Regions from separate parts of the Homo sapiens genome. Here region 1 is linked to region 2. A link is a loop called in an ENCODE intact Hi-C map of the cell type or tissue named here. Cell type or tissue: PC-3. All regions are shown on one strand. Each heading gives the region's core, and the rest is flanking DNA. Links, peaks and the distances in the headings are about the cores only.

Region 1 (10,186 bases), core at 1,445-9,444, 230 kb before region 2:
AAGTGCGTATAAGGTTTTTGCCAAGATCTTTCTCCTACTCTGGCACCTACCCCTCCTTTTAAAAAAATGATTTCAATTAAATGGTTTGAAAGTCAACCACAGTGTTGGATGCCAGCCAGCGGCCATGTCTTTCAGACAAGGATGTCACGGCACTCAGCATGCCTCCAAACTGTTTCTGGCAGCCCCACCCAGCGTCAGCTGAATACGCTAAGTGAAAAGGGTTAAAACAGGAAGATCAGCTAAACATCTCTTTTCCATGGCTGGAAAATCCTGTCCTGTCCTGACACCAAATAGGTTTAACGTTCTACCCTCACAGTTACCATAAAGGACATGAAGGGCTTGAGGATGGTTGAATGGAAAGCATACCTGTCACTTGTCTTTGGTGCTGTCCTCTTTAAGGCTTGGTGGAATCATTCACATGAATTGTTAGATGAGGCACATCCCTTCCTGCAGTCACCAGTGTCAGGTATTCACCTGACACATGGAGGAGCCGAATCTCCAGGCCCCACAGTGTGCTGCTCTTCTAGTTCATGTCCCCGTGCAGGTAAGAGCCTGGGTGGGCCTTGTAGCCACATTTGCTCAGGTTCAAATCCCAGCTGGACCGCTTCTACCTCTGTGACACTAAGCATGTTGCTTTACCTCTCTGGCCTCATTTTGCTTATCTGTAAAATAGGCATAACCATAGCACCGGCCACACAGGATTGCTGTAAGGATTCTGCGTTAATACATGTCAATCACTCAGAACAGTGCTGGTACACATATAGCAGGCAGTGGGTAAATGTAAGCTGATATTAGCATAGACTGGGAAATTTGTCAAAACTCACTGCCATTTGCATAGTACATAGGCAGAGCGCATGGTAAAATTCCACAGGGCATATCTTTTAGGGTCTTCAGATATTAACTGTACTCTCTTGCCTGCGAATTACAGAAATCTGGCTGCAAGGATGCCTATCTAGTCTTCATGCCTCCCGCTGGTCTCTATGTTACCTTGGTAGCCTTTGGTGGATGTGAGGAAGCATTCTGGGGGTATAAGCGCTGGGACTGTGATTAGGTTCCCCGGGGCCTGAGTCCTAGGCCTGCTGCTGTGTGACTTTGGGCAAGTTGCTTGACCTGTGAGACTCTTACAATCCCCACATTAGCAATGGTGAGACTTGGTTTTACACAGCAGGGTTATTTTGAGGATTAAATAAAAAAGTACACGTGAGGTGCATGGCATGCCGCTGGGAACACCATAAGTGCCCCATAAATAATGGCCATTATGGTTATGGAGCCCCTGCAAAGCACCTGGGCTTCCCTCTCCAATTCTCCATCCATCTGCTTCCTCATCTCCTCACAGCCTTCATGTAGATGTTGTGAGAGTTATGTGGGACTGGGGAGGGAAAGCTGCCAGCATGGGGCCTGGTTTCCAACACAGACTCTAGAGATGAGGCGGTGCTCACTGCTGTTAAACCACAGTTCACCCTGGCTGATTTCTTGCTCCAAATAGCCTTCAGCTCCATACAGTCCTTTTTGTGTTAGTCTAGACTAATTCTTGCTAAGACCTATGAGTGGTTTTTAGATGATGGTGTGCATGTATAGATTTGAAAGTCCCATGTTTGGACAGAGCTGAATATGCATCCTGATGTGAGTGCCTAGACATCATTATGGTAACTGTGAGGGGAGGACATTAAACCTATTTGGTGTCAGAGGTGTCAGGACAGGATTTTTGCCCTCTGTGTGAAAAGTATTTTGCTACACAAAAGAGCAGTATGCTTCCCTTGCCAACCCAGCCACTGAACACTGCCCTTTCCCTCCTGCTTTTCCCAGGTGCTACTGGAACGTCTAACAAATAGCCTTATCATGAGTTGAGCATGTACTATGTTTCTGTTACCAGCCTGGATGCTTCACATTCATTATCTTCTTTTTTTTTTTTTTTTTGAGATGGAGTCTTGCTCTGTCGCCCAGGCTGGAGTGCAGTGGCGCGATCTCGGTTCACTGCAAGCTCCACCTCCTGGGTTCATGCCATTCTCCTGCCTCAGCCTCCAGAGTAGCTGGGACTACAGGCGCCCACCACCACATCCAGCTAATGTTTTGTATTTTTAGTAGAGATGGGGTTTCACCATGTTAGCCAGGATGGTCTCGATCTCCTGACCTTGTGATCCACCCACCTCGGCCTCCCAAAGTGCTGGGATTACAGGTGTGAGCTACAGCACCCGGACCATTATCTTCTTTAATTGAAATAGTACTGTTTTACCAATTTCTCACTTAAGGAAATGGAAACTTTGAAATGACAATTAGCTTACCCAAAGTCATAGCTAGCAAGTGGCCATAGAGACCAGGAGCTTTCCAGGCTACAGGGCTACACAACACATCTTTGGTGTGATGCCATTTCAGCTGCTAGGCATCAGAGTCGAGGGTGGACCTCCTGAATTACCAACTCTCTTTGTCATTTATTTTTTCCAAGGTATAGCTATGCCACATGGAATATTTTCCTCCTCCTTTTATTGTTTTGATGAATCCCATACTCAGTTTTTAATTTTTCTCCCGGGGGAGGATGTAGCAAAAAACAAGACTTCTTTTCTGTAAAAATTAGGAAATTCCAGCATCTTAGCACATTTCATCGGGTGTGCTAAGAGTACTCTCTCGCCTGCCAATTATAGAATTAGCTGCAAGGACCCCTATCTAGTCTCCATACCTCCCACTGGTCTATACATCCCAATTCTAACCCTATATATCCCAATTCTGCTGCACTGATCTTAATCTACTTTTCATTCACCAATCTCTTGAATATAATCAGTTTGCTAATTAAAACATGATGGAATCAAGCTATTTGCAAAATTAGGAGTTCTGACCCTCTGGCCTCTGTGGCCCAGGTGAGGTCCTCTGAGACACATACATGTGTTGCCTTGGCGAGAATTCATGCTGAGAAGACAGTCCATTCATCTTAGGTCTTGCTTAACTAGCAGAATGTAAACATCTTTGAACTTTGCTTACTGGATAAAAGGCAGCAAGCATTAGCTTCTCATTAGCTTCCCACTGCATTTCCTCCTGCAGGATCAATCACACATCCAGCCCAGACACGTGGCCCCTGCTTGTAATTAATCTTGGAAAGGCGTAGCTCTTCTGTGGATGGATTGCTGTATTTGAGCGCGGCTTTCAGAGGGGAGGGGTAGGAGAAATAAAGGCTGGAAGCAGAATAATAAGCACCAGTGTTTGAGAAGTCTGCTCTGTGCCCTGTGCTGCAAGCAGCTTTTTTTAATGGTTGATTCACTGCCAGAAAATTTGCTTTTGCCTGAACGCGACTTAGCATCAGGGAGGGAATTTATGATTTCTTCTTTTCCACAGTGTGAATTTCATGCCTTAGTTAGTTGCGTTTTTTTTTTTGGCCAAATTGAAGTTGTCTAAATCCTATATTTTGGGTGGTTGTAGAGTTATGCTCCATACTCTCTCAACCTGTCTGAGGGATGGAAGTTCCTGGATTCTTCTATTCACAAGGATTTAACTGTGACACTTGCATACAACTGAAAGAGACCTTCTTTTGACCTTGTTCTCAGAACTCTGCTTTTCTAATTCTTATTTGAATTTTAAATGCTTTAAGGTGGTTGGATTTTTTTCTTTTTTAAAAAATTGTGGTCATCTCAGTTACCAGGCTGGTAGAGGGCAGTTGGGAAGGCAGTAATAACAAGGAAGTGAAGATCCCATGAGTATTGATCATCAGAGATGGCTAGGACTTGAGGCACTAAGGATTGTCACCTCCTTGCCTTTACTGAATAGTATTTGTTGCTATTTTGGAAACCAAATTGCAGAAAAACCTTTACGGAAACTCAATTTACACAAAACCCACCTAAGGAGTGACGTCCTCAAAAGCTCTAGGAGGACTGTGTGAAAAGGCAAGTTTCCTTGCTGCCCCGAATATCATGTGTGAGACACACTTCATTTTAAGGGCCATGCCCATTATGTAAAAGGAGGTGCATCTGCATTTATCTCCGAAAAGGGATTTCTTCTGACAAAGCATTTCCCTCCCCTGCAAGCCTTGAAAGACATATAGACAACACGAGGATTAAGATATATTGACAATGGGAGGATTATTTCCTTACCTGGTATATGACAAATGCCTACTAATAAGTGAACGAGACAATCCTGTCTCCATTTTCTCTCAAATGCCCTGACCTTGTGGTCAGTACTCATGGGGTTACTGACCTCGCTTATCCTGCTGCCTGCCCAGGACCCTGGGGACAAACCATCCTGGCAAGCCTGAGACTGCCCGCCCAGACAGAGGGGGCCCTTGGGCTCTGCCCACAGGAGCAGGTAAGCCGTTCTCACTTCCTCTTGCATGCCCACCTCTTTTGCCTCAGCTCTTGCATTTCTGTTGCCGGAACTCAAAATGCTTTCTTGTCAGACAAAATGTATATTTGGAAAGTATATTTGTTGGAAAACTTGACTGGCATTGAGACCTCAAAGGCCTGGCTGGGCATTTCTGGTTAGCAGCAGAGACCTAATTTTTCTTTTTGAAAGTCCTGCTTCCTCCCCACAATTCCTGGCCTTGCAGCCCTGTGAAATTTCCTAGGCTGCTTCCCCTTCTGCCATGATTGTAAGTTTCCTGAGGCCTCCCCAGCCATGCTTCCTATACAGACTGTGGGACCGTGAGCCATTTAATTCTCTTTTCTTTATAAATTACCCAGTCTCATGTAGTTCTTTATAGCAAAGCAAGAACAGGACTAAAACAATATGTTTATATTCTCTTCTCTCCAGTAGTTCTCCCAAGAAACTCTCTCTTAAAAAATGCAGCAGCTAATAGAGTTTTGGAGGAAGAAAACCCTTTAATGAAACATGATTTCCTAGAGTAGCAGTAAGGGGAAGTTCTGCTTCTGAACAAAATGAGTTACCTCAACACCACCACAAAATACTCAGGGAAAGGTAACCAAGAACAGGCTTCTGAGAACGAATGAGTCACCCTCTCTTACACTCTGCAGCCTGAGCTGGGAGACACTGGCACACACATGCTGACACCGGCAATGACTCACTTCAGTCTCACCTCCAGACCTGTCAGATCTCCTGGCCATTATTTAGAGAAATCACTAGCAAAATTGAAGGACAACTTACAAATCCAAATCACCCTATAGTTCTTAACCAACTTCTAAGGGCTGTGAGCAGTCGCCTCATGGGGGGGTCCTCTCCCCAAACTCTAGGCTGAGGCACAGAGGTTGACATGAATCTTCCAGAATGTCATTATTGGAGCAGCTCAAGGATCCACCTCTGTTCGCCCCTGAGGGAGACACAGGTGAGCTGGAGCTGGTGAATTCTGGAACTCTGGCTCTTTGTACCACACCTCAAAAAAGCCTCCAGTCCTGGGGTTAGGGGGCAGCTTTCCTGCAAATGGATGTGCTCACATGCCTGGGGAAGGGGCTTATTCAGATGCACAAACAGGAAGAACACGAAAGTGGGAGAGACCAAGGCAGGGGACAGAATTCAAGGGGTCCATGCAGCTTTCTTGGTAACACTTTTTAAAAAATTATTTGTGCAATTATTTACTGACATAACTGAATGAGGAATGCTTAGAAAAATATCCCTGAGACTTTGCTCAAAGTAAAACACTTCCATAACCCTAGGTATTAAATTTTAATGTTGACACTGAAAGACCATATTCTGAGACAGTGTCTGAAGCACAGACAAGAGCAAAGACCCCTTCCCCATGGGAAGTGAATCCCAGGGAGAGGGTGGAGAGGGGCAGGGACATGAGTCATGTCTCCATGCCCCAGAGCTGACCACTCCCCTGACTTTGCTATGTTCTACAGCCTTGTAACGCTGTCCAGTGCTCACTCTGGGCTTGTTTTCTTATTGCTAAGATGGAAATAACAATACCCTTGAGCCTCAAAAGCAGACCATCATGTGTCTGGCCCAACGCCATGGCTACAGCAACTCAGAACCCAATCATATGGCACAGAAAAAACCTACCTACTGACCTGTTGGTGCTGCTGAGCCTCTCCATCCTTGTTCTGGACAGAAACTGAGAAGTCCAACCTCATCCTTCATTCTGCAAGAAATTTTCAGGAATCAGTCACTCTCTTGTCACCTTAACTTCAAGGCAAACCTTTTCAGACTCAGAAAAAGCAAACTTGGGACTCAGTTGAACTTCATAGGGACCATGAAAGATGGTCCACTATATAATGGACCTGCCGTCTTAACCCTGGGCTAAAAAACTGTGGGTGGGGGTGGGTGGTCGAGGTTGGGGGGGAGGGTGTGGTGGGTGAAGAGTTCTGCCTGCCTGGGCACTCACTGCTGGATTCTCCCTGCACTTGCACATTCTTTAACAAAGTGACAAGGCACAGCTAACATTATCATGCACCCTCAAGTGCCTCTTAGTTCACTTCACGCGATGCTTCTAGTGACATGCTTTTATGAATCTTTGAAGCATAGGTGGTGAGAGGATGAAGATTTTTCTGTTTTAGGGCTCGGTGCTCTCAGACTGTGTGTTTGTGACACCATCCTTCCCTACCCCCCTCTCCCTCCCATTCTACATCACTAGAAAGAAAAAAAAAGGGATGGGATACTCTTTAGACAAGCATCAAGCCCACAACTTAGCTGATGTCCTTCCTTTGTTCCCTACTCCTGAGGGCTAAGGCAATAGCTACAGACCTGGGGGCAGGAGAAGGGGGACTTTCACGTGAAGCTGAAGAGACGGGTGAAATGAGAAAATCTTTAGCAAAGCCCATCTTCTCAGCTGACGATATGGTTGCACTTCAGTTCTCCTTGTCCTTGAGAGGCAATAAAATGGGATGTGAAAAGATGGGGAATAGGTCAAGGTTTTGTCCCCATCTTGCAGATGGGGGAAACTGAGGTAGTGGAGCTTAAAGCAGCCAATTAACCTTTATGAAACTACAGGTTGGTAGGGGCCATACATATTTAGCAAACATCTTTAGCTTTCCTTTGAAACTAATGCTTTTTATTTTCTTGACTCCTATGATGGGTCCAGACCAGCAAAGTGAAGATGAGCAAGTCAGCTCCTCCACAACATTGATTCAAACTAAGTTGGCAGGGGCGTTAAGATGAGCACACTGCACTTGAGGAGGTCTGAAAGGGGCTCTTGCAGGGACACTCTGGGTACGTGGGAGAGAAGGAGAAAGCTCAGCAACACACACCTAATGATTAGATGACAGTTTCTCCATCTGTAAAATGGGATGACATTCTCCTTGGCTGGTAGAGGGAATAAAAGATAATCCTTGGGCTCAATCAACAGTTACAGTAATTGGCAGCTCACCAAGAGGTGCCTCTAATACCACAGAAATAAGCCCAGATACCAAAATGGGGAGTTCCCATCGCCAGCTCTGTCCTGAAGGAGTGGCACACGCTTGGCACATTCATTCTAAATTACGCCCCTGGCCTTAGGGTCCATTATGCCAAAGGATAATGTATTTGTGGCACCCACTGTGTCCTTGGAAGAGGTTTTCTCCAGGATGTGGAAGAAAAATTTAAAAGGATCAAAATAGAGGTATCAGTTAATTCATAGCCAAGATAGCGTATATGGTGTTTAGGTAGTTGTAGTAAAAGCAAAGAAAAATAATGGAGAGAGGAAACCTCACACAACTCATGTTGGTAGAAGAGCTGAATGGCAATATTGAAAAACATTTTGATGCTCATTAGGTAACTGTGCCACTTTGTCCCTGGCAGTTAAGTGCCTATCTCTGGTCTCTGACACAAAGTGATCTTACCACCTCCACTGAAATCGGAGAGCCCATCTCAATGACAGCACCCCCACCAATGTGTCCAGCTTATGGAGCTCAGCCACCGCAGTGATCTCCCAGGCCAATGGGGATGTGAAAAGTCACTGACAGGCCGCTCAAGGCCTTACTGAAGGGAGTATCCTCTGAGCCTGCTCCAGGGACAGAGTGTGAATGTGGGTGTGCAGGGCTCACATTATAATTTGATTCCCACATCCCAGCCTTCTAAGCCTTTGATTCTATCCTCTTACATGATGCCAAGGAAGTTTTGGAAACCGCATGGAATGTAGAACCATTGAGTCTCACTTTCAGCTAACCAACCAAACTTTTTTCTATCTCTTGGAGCCACTTCCAGCTGCTCAGCTGACATATAAAATTCAGGATCTCTCAACTCCATCTTTGGTCCAACATCCTTATAATCCATTCCTATGCACATTCTTCAGGTTTTCACCAACATAAATTAGCAAAATTTTGCAATCCTTTTGTAGGGATGCCCCTCCTGCCCTAGGAAGCAGACAGTCCCCTGCCTTCCACTTGGTGGAGGGTCTAGGCTGAGGCAAGGCTCCTGGGCTGCAACCCTCCTGCTCCTCTAGTGACCGCTGGTGTTTCTGCCTGCAAAAACGGTTCTTCAGGAAGCAAAACTTGCTGACAGAGACACTCTGCTCTATTTGGTGTTTTGCCAGAGATTTTACTTTGATTTAGAAATTGAAGAATCCCTCTGATCCTGAGAAGGTCCCAGAGGAAAGAACCTGAGGAGACACCCTGCAGCTTTCTGGCCTGACAAAGCTGCTTTTCTGAATTAGTCTTTCCAGGAGGGGGCTGAAGACTCAATATTCACCTCCCTGGCACCTTAAACTCCCACCTATATACTCCCTCCAAATGCAAGAAGACTTGAATTGTTATCAAAGACAGACTATGAAAAAGCAGCAGTAACTGAGTTCAGGTTGGCTGAGGAGGGCTAGAGATAGCTGGCTTAGCTGGAATCTTCTGCAACCCCTCTGTTGCAGTAGCCATCTTTCACCAAGCCTGACCATGCCTGGTGCTCCACAAACCCCCTCCCCAAGCCTTGCAGCAACCCTGAAAGGTGGGCATCATTGCCCCCAATTAATGGGTGAGGAAATGGAGACTCGGCCTCACTCATGTGCTTCCCCTGCCTCCACCATTCTCCCAGTGATAGTGATGACAAGCCCAGGAGGCTGGTGCTCATTCCCCAGATGCCGAGACAACAGTGTGCCTCTGGATCATGATGGCGGGGAGTGGTCATGGGCTTCTGGGTCAGTCACGAGCATTTGGCTTGTGCTTGAGCCATAGTCCTCCTGTCCCCAGGCGTCTTCAGGGAGTGTGGCCCTTCCTTTCCTCACAGGCAGGCAGGTTGCCTACTCTTCACTGCTTTTCCAAATGTCCCCGATGAAGACGGGAGACTGATTCATGCCATTCCATTTTATTCATGTTTTAGAAGCACCTCTTTAAAACTTTAGTTTTGAAAAGCTTGGAACTGGCAGCAAAATGGACATTCTTGGTTATCCAGGAAGGTGAAAACTCACACGGCCTCTGAAATGTACATGAGAAAATGTATGATTCCTTTAATGCAAAGTGATCCTCTGCCAAGTGGACTCAGTTCTCGGAAATCATGTTTTTTGCTTTGAGACGAATCACTGACGGGAATGTGCAAGGTTAAAACATTTAAAACAGGATTCAGCATCAGTGTACAAGTATAACCAGAAGGTTGTTTTATCAACCTTTTTTTTCTCTCTCTTTTTTTTTTTTTTTTTTTTTTTAAAGCAAGTAAGCTCAATTCCTGAGTTACTGTTGGAAGCTTTCCGAAAGATAAGGCTTCAGTGAGAGAGCTGGACTTTGGATCAGACAGACCCATCAGTCTGCCTTGCTCTGGCCTCCCTAGCCATGCAGGTTCTTGAGCAAGCTAGTGAGCTCAGTTTCCTTTGGGTGAGCTAGGGACAGCAACCCCTTCAGAGGGTTTTTCTGCAGATGAGGTCGGGGAAAGGGAATGAGCATGGGCTACATAGGAGAACAGAGGAGCCCAAGACACCTTAGTTTTATTCTCCTTGCTCTTGGGACTTCCATTTCTGGAAGATAATTTTTCCACACCTCCCAAGAATTTCTTTGATTCAACATCTAAAAAGGCTGGGTTTGACACTACAAAATTTGGTAAGCAGTGATTCCATAAAGCAAACCAACAAGAAACACGTAAGCACCAAAGCTGAGTCAATGGGCTGGTCACTGCGACTGTGAAGGGAATACCAATGTAACTCACTAGACTTTGAATACAGAGAGATGTTGTTCACAATGATTACCAGACAGAAGTGTTCCCTGTTACCTACACAACCATAAAATTAGTCAGCAATTTCCAGTTAAAGCTCCTATTCCAGGCAGTAAGAGAATAAGCGAAAACCAAATCCTCCCAATCAAGCTTAAGAACAGGATAAGAGAAATAAGTACATTGCACATGCCAGTTGTGAGGAAGGTGAGGA
Region 2 (10,186 bases), core at 955-8,954:
GTTTAAGGTGATATTTTCAAACCTTTCAAGCCTAGTAGTAGAAATCAGTGTAAGCGGTGAAAATGTGCTTTGGATATTGGTTCTAGGAGAGTAAAGAAGAGACCAAAAACAAATAGGAAGTGAGAAATTAAAGAATACATCGAAGAGAAGCTTAAGCTACAGGAAAATCAAGAAACAGGGCTGATACATGTCGGAGATAAACGAAAAATGGCTATACCTCAGGGTAGCCCATTATCAGGGATTTTTTGGCCTCTTTCTACTTTAAAATGATACATAATTACAATAAAGTAACTGTTTTGTAATTAAATACCAAAATAATTAAATTTGAAATTAAACATGATAACATCAAGTTGTTCTGACAGGATTAATTTGTGTCTTAATCTGATAAATCACTTTCATTATTATTAGGATTAAGTTTTAGAGGGAAGAAATTGCAAAAGGAATAGTTCCCGCATTCCACAGAGAAAGACTGACAGGGCTTTGATTCCTCTCACACAGAGCTCTCTCAAAGGTCAAGTGCTGGAGGCTGATTTTTAAGGCACAATTGGAAGAACAAGAGAAGATATTCTTGAAAGGACTGTTTTTCTGATATTCATACCTCAACTATTTTGTGCTTGGATTTTGAAAAGTAACCAAAGTTTCCTCACAAGTTTCTGATCGAATAAATAAATTAATCAGAAGCCAAAAAAAGTAGCCAAATTAATAGTTTCCCATCAAACAACAAACATTTAGTGTCTGTTTTGTGCTAAGTAATACGCTAGAAAATGCAAGCGCATGGGAAGACATGTAAAATACAGTCTCTTCTTTCCAAATGCAAGGCTTTCTTCTCTTGCTGTAAAGAAAAATAATGTATGCATATAGAAAATAAGATGGCAATCCGAAATTCAATAATAATAGAAGGTGCCTATTTGGTAAGACCACAGTACCCAGATATTTTGTTAAACTGTATTTGTTATTCGATATGTTCTGTGAAGGTATTTTTTTTAGAAGAGATTAACATTTAAATCAGTAGACTTTGAATGAAGCAGGTTACCCTCCATAATGTGAGTGGGCCTCATCCAATCAGTTGAAGACCTTAATAGAAAAAGACTAGCCTCCCATCAGAAGGGGAATTCTGCCAGCAGACCACCTTTGGACTTGAACTGCAACTCTTCCCTGGGTCTCCAGCCTGCTGGCCTACCCTGCAGATTTTGGACTTGCCAATCCTCCACTATCACACGAGCCAATTCCTTAAAATAAATCTCTCTCTATATATATATATACACACATCCTGTTGGTTCTGTTTCTCTGGAGAACCCTGACTAATTCAGCACCAAAGTAAGAGATGCCTCAGGGAAGCTCACTCTGTCTTTGGCAGGCTCTATTGTTATAGCAGCAAAGTGCTACAGGTTGGATGAGCCCACGGTGCCCTGATAAAACTGCATTTATAGAAACAGACAGCCCGCCCGTGGGCCACAGTTGGCCAATATGTTTTTTTAAAACTATTGCACAAAAATGTTATTTATCTTGACTACTGAGTTTCTTGGTGTCCCCTTCCATTTTTCACTCCAGATGATGCCTCTCTTGCCCCAACACAGTCCCCACCTGGCTCCTCAAGCAACGTGATCTGAATGGTGTCCATGGGGATAGAGTTCAACTAGCAGGACCAGAAAGCAGCATGGACATGCTGGAAAGATGGCCCTACCATTCTGTACAACCTTGAATAGCTCTTAAACTTCATTGGGCCTTGTTTCTTCTTCTAAAACTAAGTGTTGTAAAAAAAAAATATGAATATAGCAAGTCTTCACACAGGTAGCATCCTGGGTGGAGTGATCTCCATGAAAAGGCCCAGTGAATCCCTGAGATGCTGGGTCGCTGCGCAGTTTCCCAAGGTTCTGGCCATGATCCCTGCTCCAGCCAGCCCAAGGAGAAAGCCTGGGTGGCCTAAGAGGAAGTGCCATCCCTGGTAGGGTGGGCTGAGGGGCCCTGGGAGTGCCTGCCTCTTGGGCTGGATGAAAGTGGACACCTGCCTTCAAGCATGTGTCTCAGTCCACAAGTTATAGGAGAAAGAAGGAGAGGAGAAAGCAGAGGTAGAAAACAAAAGAATCACTCACCCTACAGACTGCCTGCCAAGTTCCTCTGCTGCCTGGAAAGCCCAAGGAGAATTCAGAGATCCCATTAGGTTGGAGCACAGGGCAGGACTGCTTAGGGCAAGATGCTGGTCAGGCTCTCTGAGTTCCCAGGCTCTCAATTTAGGGATTGTTTACTACCCTGCTGGCCTCTCTTTGTATTAGCCACTGCAGCCTTTGAATAAAAGGCATGATGGAGTTGCCAGCCAGAAGTCATTGTGGCCTTTTCTCAGGATCTCAGAGGGCACCCTTTGTCCAGCAAGGTGGCTGCATAGTGGATGATACTTGAAGGGTGTGGCAAGATTTACAGGGACTATGGGAGACTGGCACTGACTCATTGGTTTAGAAAGGACTTGCTAGGCTGGGCAGGCCAAGGTGGGAGGATCCCTTGAGCCCAGAAGTTCAAGACCAGTCTGGGCAATGTGGTGAACTCCATCTCTACTAAAAATACAAAAAATTAGCAGGTGTGGTGGCATGCGCCTATAGTCCCAGCTACTCAGGACACTGAGGTGGGAGGATCACTTGAGCCTGGGAGGTTGAACCATGATTGCACCACTGCTCTCCAGCCTGGATGAGACAGAAGGAGACCCTGTCTCAAAATAAATAAATAAATAAATAAACAAAAAACAACAACAAACAAACAAAACAAAAAACAAAAAACAGGACCTGCTAGCTGCACTCATTGGCCACCCCACATTGGACTCAGGGACATTGCTCACACCCTGTGTGCCCTGGGACAAGTTCCCTGACTACTTCATGACTCAGCTTCCTCATCTGTAAAGGTGTAATCATAATGATAATAACCCCACATGTTTAGCAAATTATTTAGTAGAATGAATGGAGTGCTTTGCACAGAGTAGTTGCTGAACAAATTAGCTGCTGTGTCTATTATTGGTCTTGGGCTGGGCAATGACGTAGGCCAGCCAATCAAAATCCTTCTTTAGGATTTTGTAAACTAGCAGTGGGACAAAAGGCCAGTCCCTCCTAGGTGATGAAGCTTTAAGTTGCAAATGGGGGAGCCATTCCCTGCCATGTACAGGAAGCTGGTTCTGGGAGGACAAAGTCAGAGAAGCAGAGATGGAAGATAGAGGTGAGCTCCTAGTGGCTTTCAAATCCCTGATTCCAGTTGTTTCACGTGGCCCAGCTGCACCTCAGTTGTTCCTGCAGTGTATGATCCATCAAACAAATTCCCCTTTGGGCTGTGGCTAGTTTGAGGGGTATATTAGCATGCTAGGTCTGCCATGACAAAGTACCACAGACTAGGGGGCTTAAACAACAGAAATTTACTGTCTCACAGTTCTGGAGGCTGGAAGTCCAAGCTCAAGGTGTCAGCAGGGTTGGCGTCCCGTGAGGCCTCTCTCTTTGTCTTGGAGACAGCCGCCTTTTCCTTCTTTCTTCGCATAATCTTCGCTCTGTCTAAATCTATGTCCTAGTCTCTTCTTATAAGGACACCAGTCACACTGGATTAGGGCCCGCCCTGATGACCTCATTTGAGTTTAGTTACCTCTTTACTGACCCCCATCTCCAGATATAGTCACATTCTGAGGCACTGGGAGTTAGGACTTCAACATATGAATTAGAGGGGAGGTGGGAAGGTGCAATTCAGCCTGTACTGAGGCATCTGAGTTTTTTCTGTCACCTGTAACCAAGAGAGTCTTGACTGATATGCATGCATACTCATAGAAAATAAAATCTGGGAGAATGTTTATCAAAATCTTAAAAGATACTATTTCTACACGGTAGATTAAGACTGACATTTGTATTTGCTTACCCACATTTTCAATTTTTCTTCTGTAATAAACATGCATTCTCATTGTAATAAAAATGTTTTAAAATATTTCAAAGAATTCCAGAGCCTTGCAGGTGATGGGATGGGGTAAAACCTAAGGGTGACATCTGAAAGCAGCCAGGCAGTGGGAGAGGGCGTAGGTGCTGATTGCTGTGGACAAGGTCTGAGGGCACCCATGGTGTGCCATGGGGTGTTGGCAGAGACTGCCTGAGACAGCTCGGAGATCAGGAAATAAGACATCCCTCTGCCAGTTAAACCATAAAGCATGCAAAAATGGATCCACACAGAGAAATGCCAAGTCACCTTAAAGAGGCAGGAGGGCTGCAGCCCAGACTTGCTGTGATTGGAGGAATTCAAGAGCTAGAGGCAGTGTGTGTTGGGGGCGGGGAACACAGGGGGAACAAGAGAAGAGGGAACGAGAGGCTTGTGGGGTTGGGAGCAACAATAAGCGTCTGGAAGGGATGGTCTTGTGAAAACCAAGCTGCCGTTTGATCCAGACGTCTTGGAAAAATACAAAGTCCCTGTTAGCCTCTTAGGCTTGGCTGCATTTTTGTAAAAAAAAAAAAAAAAAAAAAAAAAAATGGGGAAGCCTTCTGTTTTTCTTTCCTCTTGTTTGTTTATGGTAGAGAAAAATGAGGTTCCTGTGTCTAGACCAGAGGGAAAGGGGGTAAAGACCATGAAGAGCCATGCTGGCCACCTGATGGGGCCACAGGCACTGAGACCTGTCCTTGGTCAGCCAGCATTGGGAGAGGTTTGGGGAGCGTGTGCTTGAGAGAGGGCCGTCATGCAAGAGGGGTCCATCAGCATTGAGGGAGGGGAGGCCTGGGGATAAGAAGGATGAGTAGATGCTCCCCAGGGGTGGGGAGAGCCCGGCAGCCTTCCAGTACAGTCATCTCCAGGACTGCAGAGAAAGCTGCTTCCTGTTCTGGGCTCTGTCATACCCCCCTTCATTACTCCCCAGCCTCAATCAGATTCCATGACACACAACAGCATCCTGTTAGCAGTGCTTGGGGGAATGAAGACAGAGGGTGGTGACTACATGAGAGGGAAGGACAAAAAGAGGGGGCAGCAGCCCAGGTGGGGAGAAACAGGGGGCAGGCTTCAGGGAGTTTGAGACAAACTCCCTTTTCTCAAAAAGAAAGGGAAAGAGGAGCAACGAAATACAGGGAGGCTAGCCAAGGGGAAGACACAGGCAATGATAATTGTCATGTACTCTTTTCTGAGCAACAGCTCCCTCACATAGAGCAGGAATCCCGTGGCTCTTTAAGGAGGAGGTATAAGACACTGATTCTGAATCGACCCTACAAGGGCTGGGGTGGCAGGCATTCCAGGCAGATCTTAGATGATGAGGCTTAGAGAGGCCCAAGGTTACGCAGCTCAAACATGAAAGAGACGGGGTTGGAACGTGGCTCCACCTGACTTCCAAGGGCAGCATGTCTCTTATTGCACCACAAGGCTGCCCGTGATGCTGTTGCCTCCAGCTCTGGCAGGGCAACATGGAGTCCTGACCCACAAACAGTCCTGTCCTTCTCTTATCACTGCTGAAGCTCCAGGACTCAGCCATTATGAAATCCAACCAAGCTTCTGGTGGTGAGTGCCTCATTACCCTGTAATCCCCGTTTATAACAGAGGTTTTCTTCCCTGGAGAACATGGGCTGAGGATCCTTGGACATGAGAACCAGAAGTGCTGGCTAGTTCTGTCTCTCCCTGGAAACGTGGCCATCTCTTGGGAGTTTGCTTCCTGCAAGTCAGTCCCGGCACCTATCACCTTTGGGTGTTGTACCAGTTGCTGCTTTGCTCTGCCCAAGCTCCTTGGATCCCCTTCACCATTTTTGTGCCCATAGACACCTCTTGTGCTTTCTCCTTAACAGCCAGCATCTGAGGACAGCTCTCAGGCTGCTGAAACCCACTTTGCCTGTGTGCATGGAGAGCTGGAAATGCCTGGGATGTGCCTCTTCCTGGGGCTACCTGTGACTAATGACTGATCAATCCCCAGCTTCCCCCACCCCCAGACACTCTGAGGTGTCACCTGCCCTATCTCCAGAGCTCACCTGGGGGAAACAGCCAAAGTTACCCTCCAGGCAGGATGTCACACTCCTGCTTCTTGGTCCTACTTTCCCACTTGCCTACCCGTTTTTCCAGGGAACAATTGCTAATAAATCTTTTTCAAATGAATTGCTTCCAGATGAATCCTCATCTCAGGGTTGGCTTTGGGGAACTCAAACTAAGACAGTTATATTAACAAATCTAATTGCTGAGCCTCCAAAGCTGAGAACCAGCAGACTGGTTCCATGGGCTGAATTTGGCCAGCAGTTGTATTTTGTTCAGCATGCCTCCTCATCCCTCCTGATCTCTTCTCAAAGCAAACACTCTGTTTGCCATGTGGAAATAAAATTCTTGACCTTGGCTAATAGAGTGCTTATCAACTGTGTTGATCCTTCACAAAGAAAAGCAATGCATGTGGCCACCACATAGCAAGTGCTTCAAGAGCCACTAGTATCTCCTGCAAACTTTGCAATTACCTGTGAGAAAGAAGCTAACATCGTCTGATTTTAACTGATGAGGATTCTGATTCATAAGGGCTTGTTTACCCAGTTTCATATCTGGGGGCCAGCAGAGATGGGGTTTGAACTGAGGCAATTTGACTCCAAAAGACATGTTCTAACCACTGTGTCACATAGAGACCCGGGAAACCCACGCCTGCCCTCCTGGCCCCCAATCAAGGCCATCTCATAACTGGTGGGATTTTCACCTGGTTTTTGAAACTTCGATTTGGTTTTTGCTTGTCTCTTTCCCTATTATTTACTTTCTTTCTTTCAACAGCTTAGGGCTTGATTTGGGTAGGCACAAGAATAAAAAATGATTGAGGACGATGTATTTTTGGAGGAATTTGTATCTTTCTGTAAAAGAAAAGACTAAGCATCTACATATATTTAAATTCTCAAATTGCAAAGTGGCAGTTCCTGGGACCCAGAAATTCCACAGAATTTCTAAGGCTGCTTCCAGAAACTGGACCTTTATGTGCATGGGGCTGTGGGTGAACCAGAGCAAGTCGTCAGGAGAGGAAATCTGCCCCCCTCCCCACCTTGTGCCACTCCTCCTCCAACAAGCTGTCAACTCTGCAGTGGAGAACAGTGCCAGCCTGCAGGCTTTCTGTTCCCAGAGCTCAGGGGATGACTCAGTTACTGAGGTATTTCCTTTTTTCATAAGCCTACCATGCAGAGATTTTCAAATTATTTCCCTGAAATGTTTCTCCCCTCACCTTTGCTGCATGCCTTGTCTCCAGAAGGCACAATTTTCAATAGATTCTTCCTAACAACGTACCAGCCAGCATCTATTAGGCTCTTCTTAGATGCCAGACACCCAGCTCAGCATTTCATATCTGTCAGCCCAGCGCTCCCTCACAGCCACACTGGAAGGTCTGCATACTAGGCTTCCCATTTTCTGGATGAGGAAAAGGAGGCCCAGAGAGTTTGCCCAAGGCCATTTTGTCCAGAAGTAGCAGAGGTGGAGCTCAAACCCTTGCCAGTTTGCTCAAACCCTTTAACCACTCTGCTATACTGCCCCATTACTATTAAAATATTCTTTTTATCCATGGTAGATTGTATTACTTGTCTGAAATCGTTGCTACCCTCCTATCCCTTGATATGACTTTCCCGTGGGCAGATCCTCTACCCTTAACTTTGGCTTTGGCCATATGGCTTGCTTTGGCCAATGGAAAGAGGATGGAAGTTAGAGTGTGTCATTCTGAGCTGAGGCCCTAGGCAGATAGCACGTTCCTGCCAGTCCTCTTGGCATTTCCACTCTCTGCCACAAGAAAAGCACATTCCTGAAGCCAGCTTGAGCCCCAGCAGAAAGCTGGGACAGCTCACTCTACCTGTGGGACAGTCTTGGTCCCAACCTGATGCCCTGAGTGAGCCCCTCTCATCTAAACTTGGCTGAGTCCAGCCAAGACCAGCCAAAGCACAGCCAACCAGCACATGGTGGGTACAAAATCAGTGGTTGCTGTAAGCTACTGAGCTATCAGGGCTGTTTGTTATGGGTCATTTTTGCAGCAAACCTCTCATCAATATATGTATTATCATTCTAGTCTAGCCAGTGCCACATGGACCGGCTCTCAGCATCATGGTGGTGGAGTGCAGGATCACACTCTCAGGGAATGAATGGGTCTGTGAAATCATCTGACCCGGCTCCCCTTCCTAGCCTTCATCCCTCCCTGCCTCCTAAGGCAGACCTCTTCTTCTCTGGACACTCTGAAAGGAAGTCTTCCCTAGGTTGAACTTTGAAAGTCTGTGTTCAGCCAACAATTCATGATTCCTGCCTCTTCTTCATAAGATTGGCACCTGAGTCCCTCACAACCTTTGTCACTCTCTTACAAGCACACTTCTGCTTGTCAATGTCCCTCCTAAGCTACGGGTAGGGCCACTTGCTGGTTTGCTCTCATATCCCTGCCGTGTCCTGTTTCCCATTCTTCTCTGCATCGTAGAGGGGTGAGCCCTGCGAATGAGTGTCCTGGAGTTCTTGCTCACTGGCTTGCAGATAGGTGTGGCTATCAAAAGGCTCTGGGGAGAGATTGGGAGAGGAGAGACAGGGAGGAGCCAGGGTACTTCTCCCCACTATCCCTGCTCCAGGTAGTGTTTCTGGCAATGGCTGAATGTTCTCCATGGGTCCAGCTCCTTCTGTCAACAGGCCTCCCACTGTATCCTCTCCTTCCAAGTCCTATCTAGTGGCCCCTAGAACCCAAGTTTGGGAGTATCCCCTCCTCCTTTGACCCTTCCAGCCCAAGGGGTGATGGTGGCTTCTAGTTGTAGCTAAACTCTCGGTTGCCTCTCCTTCTCCTGTTTCTTTTGCAGCTAACTCTTCTGACCCTTTGCCCTTCCCATATTAAATCCCCCTCATCTCAACTACTTGGCCTGGACCATTCTGTTTTCCTCAATGGACATTGACTAATACAGCCTCCTGACTTTTCAGGGATTCATCTCACATGATATACAACATGCCCACCCTTTATGCAAACAGAATTTACATGTGAAAATAGGACATGAGTTGAATTGCAGTTGACTAGCTAACAAAATGTTAAATTTTGTAGCTGTTTAATTATCAATATATTAATTTCGAATAAAGTTTTATTTTAGCACTGTTTTGCCAACATGTTTTTCCCTAGCCCTTGGGACACTTTTGTAGCCCTTAAAAAGCTCATGGGCTCTGTGGACAAAATCACTCTGATGGTGGTGACTGAAGTAAACAAAGATCAGTTGCAAGAGACTGTCTACTCCAGAGAGTTGCTCTCTCAGTGAAAAGCCAAGAGGAAAAGGAACCCAAATCTTCACTGTTGGGTGCCATTTTGCCCAGAAATTCTCTACTTTCCCATCCAATAAGACAGTGTTTTTATCCTTTAAGAGGCCCAGAGCTCTGAAAGACTTTGTGTCTATGAGATGGAGTTTCTTCATGATCTGAGAGGCAAGAGGATTGTAAATGTGTCAATGGAATTCAGATTTCCCAAGTTGCCCAACCACTATAATACAGTTAAAAGCAAAACTCCCCTGGAAGGCTGCCGAGACTCTAAGGCAGGATGCTGCACAGCCTTGAGAAGACAAACAGCAGCTCTGACAGCCCCTCCTTTGCAAATGGATTTGGCTCTGTGAGCTGGGCTCCACAGCACGGTGAGACTTAGCCCTGCTACTGAGCTGTGTGGCTCATCCTGGTAGGAAAATGGCCACACCTGGGAAAAGAAAATGCTGCTGAGGCCTGAGGCCAGCACCCAGACACTGAGCCCTGAGTCTTCTCATCAGGCCGATGGGAAGAGTTCATCTCGTCAGCCAGATGAGGAGCTGGGCCATGGCAAACACATGGGGCTGTGGCCAACTCAGTGGGCACAGCAGGGCTTGGTATGAAACACCCACCAGTCTGACCAGTCACCCCCCCACCCTTGCTTCTCCGCAGCTGGTGGCACTAGGGAATTTGATTCTGTGACACCCCCACTGCCCCTGCCCGCCCGCCCGCCCATTGTGGACAGCAGTGGGAATGGAGATGAAAGCCTCTTGGTTGGAGAGAGACCCATTGGGAATAGTGCTGAAGACAGAACTAAGCTAATACAGCACGTCACATAAAGAAGAAGGAATGGGGAGGGCCTGGCTCAAAGGGGACATGAGTCCAGTCTTTAGCCATTCGAAGGACATTAAGCAAGAAGGCTTTATTGAGCACCTATCCAGTGTCTTCCCCTTTCACCGGCATGCCCCTGGGCTGCTGACCTCACTGTATTTTCCAGAACACCCCTGAGCTGAGAAAA

The links. A loop is a pair of places that touch in the nucleus more often than their neighbours do. Peaks named below come from ENCODE experiments on the same cell type or tissue, not always from the same donor. Only the 100,000 strongest peaks of a DNase experiment are listed, where the experiment ranks them.
Region 1: it touches region 2 in a loop (2.1-fold over the local background); 6 of 110 quality-filtered maps call a loop at or near these places.

Annotation. Positions count from the first base shown.
Region 1 is chr3:44,099,884-44,110,069 of GRCh38, reverse strand. LOC124909489 (a long non-coding RNA gene) reads right to left here. Exons shown (of 5, transcript XR_007096256.1): 3 at 5,943-6,013. Among named protein-coding and RNA genes, the nearest start is that of MIR138-1, 9.2 kb to the left of the region's middle. RefSeq lists an enhancer at 5,059-5,218. In PC-3, for the core only: no CTCF peak of the experiment used is centred there; a DNase peak (open chromatin) is centred at 4,949; H3K27ac peaks cover 1,461 bases.
Region 2 is chr3:43,867,169-43,877,354 of GRCh38, reverse strand. The region is part of intron 1 of LOC107986081 (a long non-coding RNA gene); the gene reads left to right. Among named protein-coding and RNA genes, the nearest start is that of ABHD5, 180 kb to the right of the region's middle. In PC-3, for the core only: no CTCF peak of the experiment used is centred there; DNase peaks (open chromatin) are centred at 4,224, 4,844, 5,934 and 7,034; H3K27ac peaks cover 7,019 bases.